Linked DNA regions of Homo sapiens: region 1 is linked to region 2. A link is an interaction called in ENCODE POLR2A ChIA-PET data of the cell type or tissue named here. Cell type or tissue: HCT116. All regions are shown on one strand. Each heading gives the region's core, and the rest is flanking DNA. Links, peaks and the distances in the headings are about the cores only. Region 1 overlaps LINC02901 (long intergenic non-protein coding RNA 2901). Region 2 has its middle 46 kb from the start of GTF2H5.

Region 1 (5,384 bases), core at 317-5,316, 690 kb before region 2:
AGTCTAGGACCAGTACAAGTATACCACATGTGTACTTCTGAAGTTCACATTTACCATTCAACATTGTGTGAATTATCCATGTTGACAACCACAGCTCTAGCTCATTCACTTTCATTGCTATTTAGCATTCCATTATATAGACAACAATTTATTTATTCATTCTCCTGATAATGGACATTTTGTTTCCAATTTCCTACTATAAAAGAATTCACGTGGTGTCATTCATCTGGGGTAATACCCGAGGCTTCGTTGTCCCACGCCAAGGAAATCAAGGATGCAGACACACAAGGAGTGAAGTTAACAGTGGTGGTTTAATAGGCGAAAGAAAGAGAAATGCTCTCTCGGGCAGATAGAGGGGGTCCTGAGCGGGTCTTCAGGTCCACAGTGAAGCGCAGGAGGTTTTATAGATAAGCTTGAGGAGGCAGTGTCTGATTTAGCTAGGGCACGAAAGATTGGTCAAACCAGTTGTGCCATTTGCATACAGCACGAAGAACTGGTTAGGACTGGGTGTGCCATTTGCATAGCGTGCAAAGAAGCTGGCCGCCCCACCCTAATCTTTTACTATGCAGGTGGGGTCTCCACCTGGCCGGTGCCATGTTGCCTGCTTCTTTACTGCACACGTGGTGACAAAGAAAAGGGAAGATGGAGTCTCCATATTGAATATACCTGGTCCCCAGGTAGCCTTTTCCTGTTGGCACAGCTGCCAGCATTCACCCATGCAAGCTTCCAGCTTGCTTATCTATGTTTGCAGCTTGATTTTATAGGCTGCTCTTTGTTAGAAAAGAAATGATTTGGGGGCTGCTTTTTGTTTAAAAGGCAGCCTTGCCAAGGACTCCTTTAGCCTCACTATCTGCCTAAATAATTTCTTTTTAGCTCCTGTATCAGAATGATACATTAAATATTCTTTGACATATCTCCTGCCATGTGCAAGGGCTTGTCTGCAGTGCGTACCTAAAAGGGAATTACTGCATCTTATCGTATGTGTATTGTCAACTTTATTAGATATTTTCAACTTATTCTACCAAGTGATTACCAATTTATATTATCATTACTGTAAATTGCTTCATAGCCACATCAATTGTTGGTACTGTCAACCTGAAATAATCAAAAGGGTCAGAATCTAATTTTAAAGGAGTGTATTCAAATGCAAAGTTTGAGAATAGTCCACCAGGAAACCAACTCCAAGGAATGGAGTTGGCAGTTCAAAGTAGGGAAGTTAAGGTTTCATTTATACAGGGAGAGACAGGGTAGCTTTTAGCAAGATTAGAACATTTTTCATACAAGGTTGGTACATAGTTATAGCAATTTGACTGATGATAGGCAGTGTTTGTGGGAAGGCTACATTTAGCATTTTTTAAAATAAAGGGTATAATAGCGATGGGTTTTGTCATCTGCGATCAGCAAGGCAGGACAACAAAGGGGATGTTAATCAATAACAAAGGCCATTAATTAGGAAGACAGGAGGTTGTTGTCCCTGGTGTTATTTAATTCTCTCTAGTTATTGTACAGAACAAGAAAAATAAGAAAGTAAGTTAATCTATAATCTGAGAAACAGACGTTGTAATCATATATGACTCAGATCACAGTCACATCTCTCTCAATGCTTAAAGTGTTCTGGGATTCCAACAGCTTGTAAATTATATTTATTATCATCAGATTTAAAATTTTAGCCAAGCTGAAGGGTGTGAAACGGTATTTCACTATGGTTTTAATGTCCATTTTCCTGATTACTAGTAACTTTTTCTATGTTGATTTACTATTTTGGTTTTTCCTTTAGCGAATTGCCTGTCTTTCCTATCGGGTTGTTTGTCTTTTTAATAGTAGGTCTCCATATATTTTGGATACTTTATAAAATCTACTACTAATATTTAATGGGCAAAATATGTTGCATATATCTTGTGTTAGTCCATTTGTTCTTTTAAGAACACCTGAGACTGGGTGATTTATAAAGAAAAGAAGTGTGTCTGGGCCAATGGTTTTGCAGGCTATACATGCATGGCACCAACATCTGCTCAGCTTCTGGTGAGGCCTCAGGAAGCTTACAGTCATGGCGGAAGGTGAAGGAGGAGCAGGCAATATCACATGGCAAGAGCAGGAGCAAGAAAAATGGTGGGGGTGGGTTCAACACTCTTAAACAACCAGATCTCACATGAACTCAGAGTGAGAACTCACTTATCACCAAGAGGATGATGCTAAACCATTCACGAGAGAACCGCCCCCATGATCCAGTCACCTCCCACCAGGCCCCACCTCCAACATAGGAATCGCATTTCAACCTGAGATTTGGTGGGAAAAAGACATTCAAACTATATGATACCTTCTCGGAGTCGATAGCTTATTTTTTTACTCTTTGTGTCTTTTGAGCACAGTTTTAAAATTTAATATCAGTGAGGTTATCAATCTAATTGTTATTTATACTTTTTGTGACTTATAAGAAATCTTTCCCTAACCTAAGGTCATAAGCATTTTCTTCTAAAAGTTGGAAACTTTTCTCTTTCCTGTTTAGATCTTCAGCCGACCCTGGAATTGATTTTTGTTTATAATGTGAACATTCAGCCTTATTTTTTTTCCCAGATGAAAAACCAATAATCTGGACACCATTCTTTCCCCACTGATCTTCCATGACCCTCTGATGTTTGTCAATTTCTATACAGGCATGGGCACTTTTCTGTGCTTTCTGCTCTAAACCTTTTATCTATTTTTCTGTGCCTTCATCAGTACCACTCTGAATTATTAGACCTTTATAATAAGTAGTTACACCTGGTAGAGTAAACCCAAACGTTGTGCTTCTTCGAAACTAGGTATTCTTGCCTATGTTTTTCTACTGAAATGTAAAACCAGCTTGTCAAGGTCCAAGAAAAATCCTGTTTGAATTTTAATTAGAATTGCAATTCAATTGCAATTGAATTCAGATTGATTTAGAGAACTGATATCTTTATGAAATTGTGTCTTCCTATCTACTTGCCTGGTATATATTTTTTCATCCTCTTTCATCATTTTGTTATCTCTTATAAATAGCATACAGGTAGACTTGTCAAAAATCAACCTGAAAATCTCTTCATCTCAGCATTTTGCAGATGTTACTCTTCCACTGACTTCTTGCTTCCATTGTTAATGTTGAGAAATCTGCTGTTAATCTTACTGTTGTGCCTTCATAAGTCATTTGTCTCTTCCTTGTGATTGCCCATAGTTCTCTTTTACTTCAGTGACCTCGGTATCCCTATAATGTGTTAAGGTGTTCATTTGTTTTACTTATTCAGCTTGGGATTCGCTATTACTTCTGAATCTAAGGATATGTAACTTTCAGCAATTCTGAAAAACTCTCTGACATTATCTTGCTGAAAATCACCTTTTACCTGTTCTTTCTGTTCTCTCCTTATGAAATTTTTATTAGAAGCAGGTTAGATTCCCTCATTCTATCTTCCATGTCTCTTAACTCCTGCTATTTTCCCATCATTTTGTCTCTCCATGCTGTGTTCTAGAAAATTTTTTCAGCTTTAATCCAGTTAATTCCATATCAATTCTTTCTTTAGCTATGTCAAATCTACTATTCATTCATTGGTTTGTTGGGGTTTTAAAATTTTTTTTTTCGTAGAAGTTCTATTTAGTGCTTTTTAAAATCTGCCTAAAACTGGTCTGTGCTATTATTAGAGGTTAGGATAGTACTTACTCTTGTGAAGGGTATGGGTCATGACTGGAAGGAAACATGGGGGCAGGGGACTTGGGGATGCTAGTAATGTTTTGGGTTTTTTTATGGGTGCTAGTTAGATGTGTTCCAATTGTGAAAATCCATCAAGCTATATGCTTATAATTTGTATATTTTTTGCATGTATATGATTACATTATATAATATCTCTTGCTCTTTTCTTGTATTTTTAAATGTAATCAAACATTTTAGGTATATTTGTTTTATATAACACATTTGATAAATCCATTATCTTAAGTTCTTAGGAGTTCTTGCTGACTCTTATGGTAGCTTGTTTCTTCATGTATTCTTTTTTAATTTGGAGTGAAAGTTTATGTTCAGCTAGGGCTTATCTGTGGGAATTCTATAAGGCCTAGGTTGAGACTATGTCCCTCCAGGAAGGATCTGCATTGCTTCTGTCAGACGTCCAGAATTGCAACCAACTCGGGATCATAGAATTAACTTCTAAAACCACTTGGTGTAGACTCAAATCCCAGATCCAAAACCCCTAAGAGTAAAGATGTGGAGTTACACATCCATGGAAGCTGCTTTTTTTCTCCACCCAGGGCACAGGCAAAGATAAGTTTTTTTGTTATTTCTCTTTGCTAAAAGTCAGATTTTGTTTCTTTTATTCAATCCATTCTTTTCCTGAGGATGTAGCTTTTTGAGTGTCTTGGTACTATGTGGAGTTCTCAGTTTCAAATCCCTAATTTGCAACCCCTTCACTGCCGCCAAGGCATTATCTACCAGGCACAGATGGCCAGTTAAGCATCCAGGTCATCAAGACTGACAAATATCCTAGGCACAGCAGTGGCTTCAGTATTAGTTTACAACTCCAGTTTCGTTCCATTGTGACCACTGGGAATTTCCTTGGTATTCTTCTGATCTGCTTTAAGTATGTAAAAACGTATTTGTTACATTTAAGCTAGGATTTTGAGGTATTTTACATTTGGTTTATTTTCACTTTTGTTGTTGTTTGTCTGTTGTGATGGTAGCAGAGATTCCATAACAGTTAGTAGCTTAGTGTGTCTTGGGAGCAGGCACAGAGCACTGGTTTTTGCTGTGAAGCTCTAGCAGACCTAGCAAGGAACAGTCTAATATCTAGAATGAAGCTGCCTGGAGCAGAAGTAGCAGCTTTCCTGAGCCACTAGTTCTAGGGTGTTGTTCTCAGAGTCATTCTTGGAAGCCCAGCATAGATCCTGTTCCTCCGGCCCTTTCAGTGATTTTGTAAAAAGCTAATTTCCTTTGACAAAGCTCCTTCTCCTTAAAATAAGAAGAGTGGTTTCTGTTACCTCCAACTAAACCCTGCCTTACACAGACATCAAAAGTCTAAAGACAAAAGAAATGATTAATAAATATGACAGGTTTTAACCAAATTTGTCATGGAATAAATACAAATTACAACAAGATTTTTTTAAAGTTTTTCCATCTGTTATTTTTAGAAGAGATATTTCCACTTATAACATTTGCAAAATTCAAAATATAATAACCAGGCCGGGAGCACTGGTTCACACCTGTAATCCCAGCACTTTGGGAGGCCTAGGTGGACGGATCACCTGAGGTCAGGAGTTCGAGACCAGCCTGACCAACATGGTGAAACCTCATCGCTACTAAAAATACAAAAATTAGCCAGGGGTGGTGGTGGGTGCCTGTAATCCTAGCTACTTGGGAAGCTGAGGCAGGAGAATTGCTTGAACCC
Region 2 (5,384 bases), core at 304-5,303:
GAGAGTCACTTGAACCCAGGAGGCGGAGGGTGCGGTGGGATCGTGCCAGTGCACCCCAGCCTGGGCAACAGAGCGAGACTCCTTCTGAAATAATAATAATAATAATGATAATAATAATAATAGTTGTCTTAGAAATGATTCTATTTTAGAAAAAATTATCTATCTATCTATCTATCTATCTATCTATCTATCTATCTATCTATCTAATATATATTTAACCTAAATAGTACATACTTTCTCCCAACCTTTCTGTATCTCCAGAGCAATAGAAGAGATGTAGTGGAATCGACTAGTTGCCTAGCAACCTGAAATTAGTGAGACATCTCCCCTTTCATTGATTTGATTTTAAATCATGCTTTTCTTTCTTTCTTTTTTTTTTTTTGAGACAGAGTCTCGCTCTGTTGCCCAGGCTGGAGTGCAGTGGCGCGATCTCGGCTCACTGCAAGCTCCGCCTCCCGGGTTCACGCCATTCTCCTGCCTCAGCCTCCTGAGTAGCTGGGACTACAGGCGCCCGCCACCACGCCCGGCTAATTTTTTGTATTTTTAGTAGAGATGGGGTTTCACCGTGTTAGTCAGGATAGTCTCAATCTCCTGACCTCATGATCTGTCCGCCTCAGCCTCCCAAAGTGCTGGGATTACAGGCGGGAGCCACAGCGCCTGGCCTAAATCATGCTTTTCAAGGGCGACTATGAAATAAATGACAAACATGTAAAAGCTCGGGATGCCAGCATGGTACAATGAGATTCAGGAACAAGCTACATATGTGGTCCACATGTTAGGATATTGTGGTTTATTTGGAAAATAATTTTAGTCCAGAATCCTCTTTTTCCTGTAATGATTAAAATTATTTAAAATTATTTTTGCTAATGGGGATCTCCAGAGTGTCTGTGTAGCTTTTTATATATACCATGTAATAAAATGCTGCTACAAACTCTATATAACCATATATATATACACTATAGCTATATATATAGTTGTACAGGTTCTTTATAGACTTTTTTATATGGAAACATAAGGGTAAATTTGAAGTCTGAGGCCAAGAAAGCCTCGTAAACTTTTTTACATGGGTGGCATAAAAAGAAGAGAGGCTGGGTGCAGTGGCTCAAGCCTGTAATTTCAGCACTTTGGGAGGCCAAGGTGGGCAGATCACGAGGTCAAGAGATTGAGACCATCCTGGCCAACATGCTGAAACCCTGTCTCTACTAAAAATACAAAAATTAGCTGGGCGTGGTGGTGCACACCTGTAGTCCCAGCTACTCAGGAGGCTGAGGCAGGAGAATCACTTGAACCCGGGAGGTGGAGGTTGCAGTGAGCCGAGATGGCGCCACTGCACTCCAGCCTGGGTGACAGAGTGAGACTCCAGCCTGGGTGACAGATTGAGACTCCATCTAAAAAAAAATAAAAATAAAAATAAAAATAAATAGAAGAGAAACATATAAAGAGACTGTAACCTCCAAATATAGAAGTTTATAAGTTAGGAATTCATACTTTTTTTTTTTTTTTTTGAGATGGAGTTTCACTCTTGTTGCCCAGGCTGGAGTGCAATGGCGTGATCTTGGCTCCCGGGTTCAACCTCCACCTCCCGGTTCAAGCGATTTTCCTGCCTCAGCCTCCCAAGTAACTGGGATTACAGGCATGCGCCACCACACCCGGCTTATTTTGTATTTTTAGTTAGAGACAGGGTTTCTCCATGTGGGTCAGGCTGGTCTCGAACTCTTGACTTCAGGTGATCTGCCCTCCTCGGCCTCCCGAAGTGCTGGGATTAGAGGCATGAGCCACCACGCCCGGCCCAGCAATTTATACTTTTTTTTTTTTTTTTACCAATACAACATGAATGCATTATTTCTCTAGTGGAAATTAAGTCTGAAATCTGAAACAAATTCATTTATTCCAATGTACTGCTTCTAAGGGAAAAAGATAGATAGATAGATAGATGATAGATAGATAGATAGATAGATAGATAGATAGATAGATAGATAGATAGTTTGTAGCAGCATTTTATTTCCTTATTGCCCTACCATGACACAGAGAGCTAAGTAAGGACAAATTCTAGAGACATGGAAGGTCTGGCTCCCCCAGGGACCTTATCGATGTTTTTGTTTTGTTTTGTTTTGTTTTGTTTTGTTTTTTTGAGACAGAGTCTCACTATGTTGCCCAGGCTGGAGCAGTGGCTATTCATTGTGCCCTACAGCCTTGAACTGCTGGGCTGAAGCTATCCTCCCACTCTAGCCGCCCAAGTAGCTGAGACTGCAGGCGGGCTGGGCTCTGTGTCTGTGCTTTTAAACTCTTGCTGAGAGCTCCTCCTACTGGAATAACGCATTCAGTACCATGTCATATCAGACTGCATCACGATTCAAAATTTTAATACATGTAACACAGTGTTGCAGACTCACTACACCACAAATTCCTTCTTTGTGGCAGGGAAAAGATTTCACATTAACTGCTGATTTTTAAAAAATGCTTATCACCTCTTCCATTTACCTTATAATTGATCTGTACATTGAGATTTGGCTTAACATTTACATAGGGCTTATGACCTGCCTAGTACTATTCTAAGTGTTTAAATATAACTATTCACTTGATCCTTACAACAACCATGTAAAGGAGGTACTGCTAATCTTCGTTTCACAGGTGAGAAAGTGAGATACAGAAACGAAGTATTTTAAAAACTTGCCCAATGTCACACAGCTGGTAAATGACAGACTCAGAATTTGAGCCAAGGCAGTCTGACTCCAGACTCCAGTGCTCCTAATCACAGGTTATGCTGTCACAACTTGGAGTAACCAAAAAATGTCACCATATGTATTGAACACATTCTGAAGTGTTAAGAGTCAACGATGTCAAGATGATCTTTTAAAGTAGCTTTTGTTGTTGTTATTGAGATATAATTAACATATAATAAAATGAACAAAACTTAAGTGTTTAGTTGAATGAGTTTCACAAATGTATCCATGTGTGCAAACACCACCCACAATAAGAAATAGTTTATTTCCACCAATTTTGGAAGTTGCTCTATTACAATCAAACCTCACCCCTCTCCCTGCACCCCCACCTCTGAACACTACAGTTCTAATTTCCATCACCATAAATTATTCTTGTCTGTTTCTCGACTTCATATGAATTATACAATATGTATTCTTTTGTATCTGGCTTTGCTTTCTCACTATAATTTTTTTTTTTTTTTTTGAGGCAGAGTCTTGCTCTGTCGCCCAGGCTGGAGTGCAGTGGTGCAATCTCGGCTCACTGCAAGCTCCACCTCCCGGGTTCACACCATTCTCCTGCCTCAGCCTCCCGAGTAGCTGGGACTACAGGCGCCCGCCACCGCCCGGCTAATTTTTTGTATTTTTAGTAGAGACAAGGTTTCACCATGTTAGCTAGGATGGTCTCGATTTCTTGACCTCGTGATCTGCCCACCTCGGCCTCCTAAAGTGCTGGGATTACAGGCGTGAGCCACTGTGCCTGGCCTCACTATAATGTTTTTGATATGCATCCATGTGTTAATTCAACTTATTGAATTTGCTTCTGCAATTTGCATATTTGCTTCTGCAATTCCTCTGTTGATGGACTTTTTTTTTTTTTCTTGAGATGGAGACTCACTCTGTCGCCCAGGCTGGAGTGCAGTGGCGCAATTTCAGCTCGCTGCAACCTCCACCTCACGGGTACAAGCAATTCTCCTGTCTCAGCCTCCTGAGTAGCTGGGACTACAGGTGCCCGCCACCACGTGGTCTCGAACTCCTGACATCAGGTGATCCACCTGCCTTGGCCTCCCAAAGTGCTGGGATTGCAGGTGTGAGCCACTGCGCCCAGCCGATGGATGTTTAAGATGCTGCTAGTTTTTCGCTATTATGAATAATGCTGCCATGAACTTTATTGTACAGGTTCTTTGTAGACTTTTTAATTTTTAATTTTTTTTTTTTTGAGACAGGGTCTCTGTTGCAAAAACTGGGGTACAGTAGCATGGTCTCAGCTCACTGCAGCCTCAGCCTCCCGGGCTCAAGCAATCCTCCCGTCTCAGCCCCACAAGTAGCTGGGATTATAGGTGCACACCAACATACCCAGCTAATTTTTTTTTTTTTTTTTGTAGACAGGGTCTTACCATTTTGCCCAGGCTGGTCTTGAACTCCTGAGCTCAAGGGATCCACCCACCTCGGCCTCCCAAAGTGCTAGGGTTACAGGTGTGAGCCACCATGCCCAGCCAACATGTGTTTTCATTTCTCCTGAGGTGATACCTAGGAGAGGAATTGTTGGGCCATGGAATAGATGATCATTTAACTTTATAAAAACTGTCAGGCCAGGTGCAGAGGCTCACGCTTGTAATCCCAGCACTTTGGGAGGCAGAGGCGGGTGGATTATGAGGTCAGGAGTTCGAGACCAGCCTGGCCAACACAGGGAAACTCCGTCTCTACTAAAAATACAAAAATTAGCTAGGCGTGGTGGCAGGCGCCTGTAATCCCAGCTATGCGGGAGGCTGAGGCAGGAGAATCGCTTGAACCCAGGAGGTGAAGGTTGCAGTGAGCTGAGATCGCACCACTGCACTCCAGCCTAAGCAACAGAGCTAGACTCCGTCTCAAAAAAAAAAAAAAAAAAAAAAAAGAACAGTCAAATAGCTCTCCAAAGTGGATGCACCACTTCACACAACCAGCAATGTGTGAGTCCCAGCTGCGCCACATCCTCCTCAACACTGGGTACTGTCAGTCTTTTTGCTTTCAGCCATTCCAGCCAGTGTAAAATGGAATTGCATTGTGATTTTAACTTGGATTTCTCTAATGATGTTGAGCAACATTTTACATACTGTTTGGCCATGTGAATATTTTCTTTTGTTGAATGTTGTTAAATCTTGTTAAATGATGAAGTCTGTTGGTCATTTTATAATTTTTGTTTTGGTTTTTGCTCATTTTAGAATTTGAATTGACTTTTTGCTGATTCATGGAGTACTTCATACTCTGAATATGAGTCATTTATCAGATATACATATTGAAAATATTTTTCCTAATCTGTGGCTTCAGTTTTTTAAAATGGTATCTACTGATTAGAAGAAATGTTAGCCTTTACATTCAGTTTATTAATTTTTAATTTTATAGTTATGCCTATCTCAATGCTGTAAAGATATTCTACAATATTCTCTTCCATTAAGTCACGGGTCCATCACAACTTAATATATAAAGAGAGGCAAACATCTGTTTAAGATTTTCCTTTCCATATGGTCTTGGCCTGGCTCTTTTGTCAAAACTCAACTGAACAGATATGTGTGGGTCTATTTCCTAGGTATGTGATATTTTTAATGCTATGGAAATTATATTGTTAAAACTTTATTTTCCAGGGTCGGGCATGGTGGCTCATGCCTGTAATCCCAACACTTCCAGAGGCCAAGGTGGGTGGATCAC

Evidence for each region. ChIA-PET counts read pairs that join two places held together with the same protein. Peaks named below come from ENCODE experiments on the same cell type or tissue, not always from the same donor. Only the 100,000 strongest peaks of a DNase experiment are listed, where the experiment ranks them.
Region 1: POLR2A ChIA-PET joins it to region 2 with 5 read pairs; 1 of 35 experiments calls an interaction of 5 or more read pairs at or near these places.

The regions. Positions count from the first base shown.
Region 1 is chr6:158,903,248-158,908,631 of GRCh38, reverse strand. The region is part of intron 2 of LINC02901 (long intergenic non-protein coding RNA 2901); the gene reads right to left. Among named protein-coding and RNA genes, the nearest start is that of LINC02901, 36 kb to the right of the region's middle. RefSeq lists a silencer at 4,529-4,729. In HCT116, for the core only: no CTCF peak of the experiment used is centred there; a DNase peak (open chromatin) is centred at 3,131.
Region 2 is chr6:158,211,261-158,216,644 of GRCh38, reverse strand. No RefSeq gene overlaps it. Among named protein-coding and RNA genes, the nearest start is that of GTF2H5, 46 kb to the right of the region's middle. In HCT116, for the core only: a CTCF peak has its summit at 2,300 (motif pointing left); a DNase peak (open chromatin) is centred at 2,274.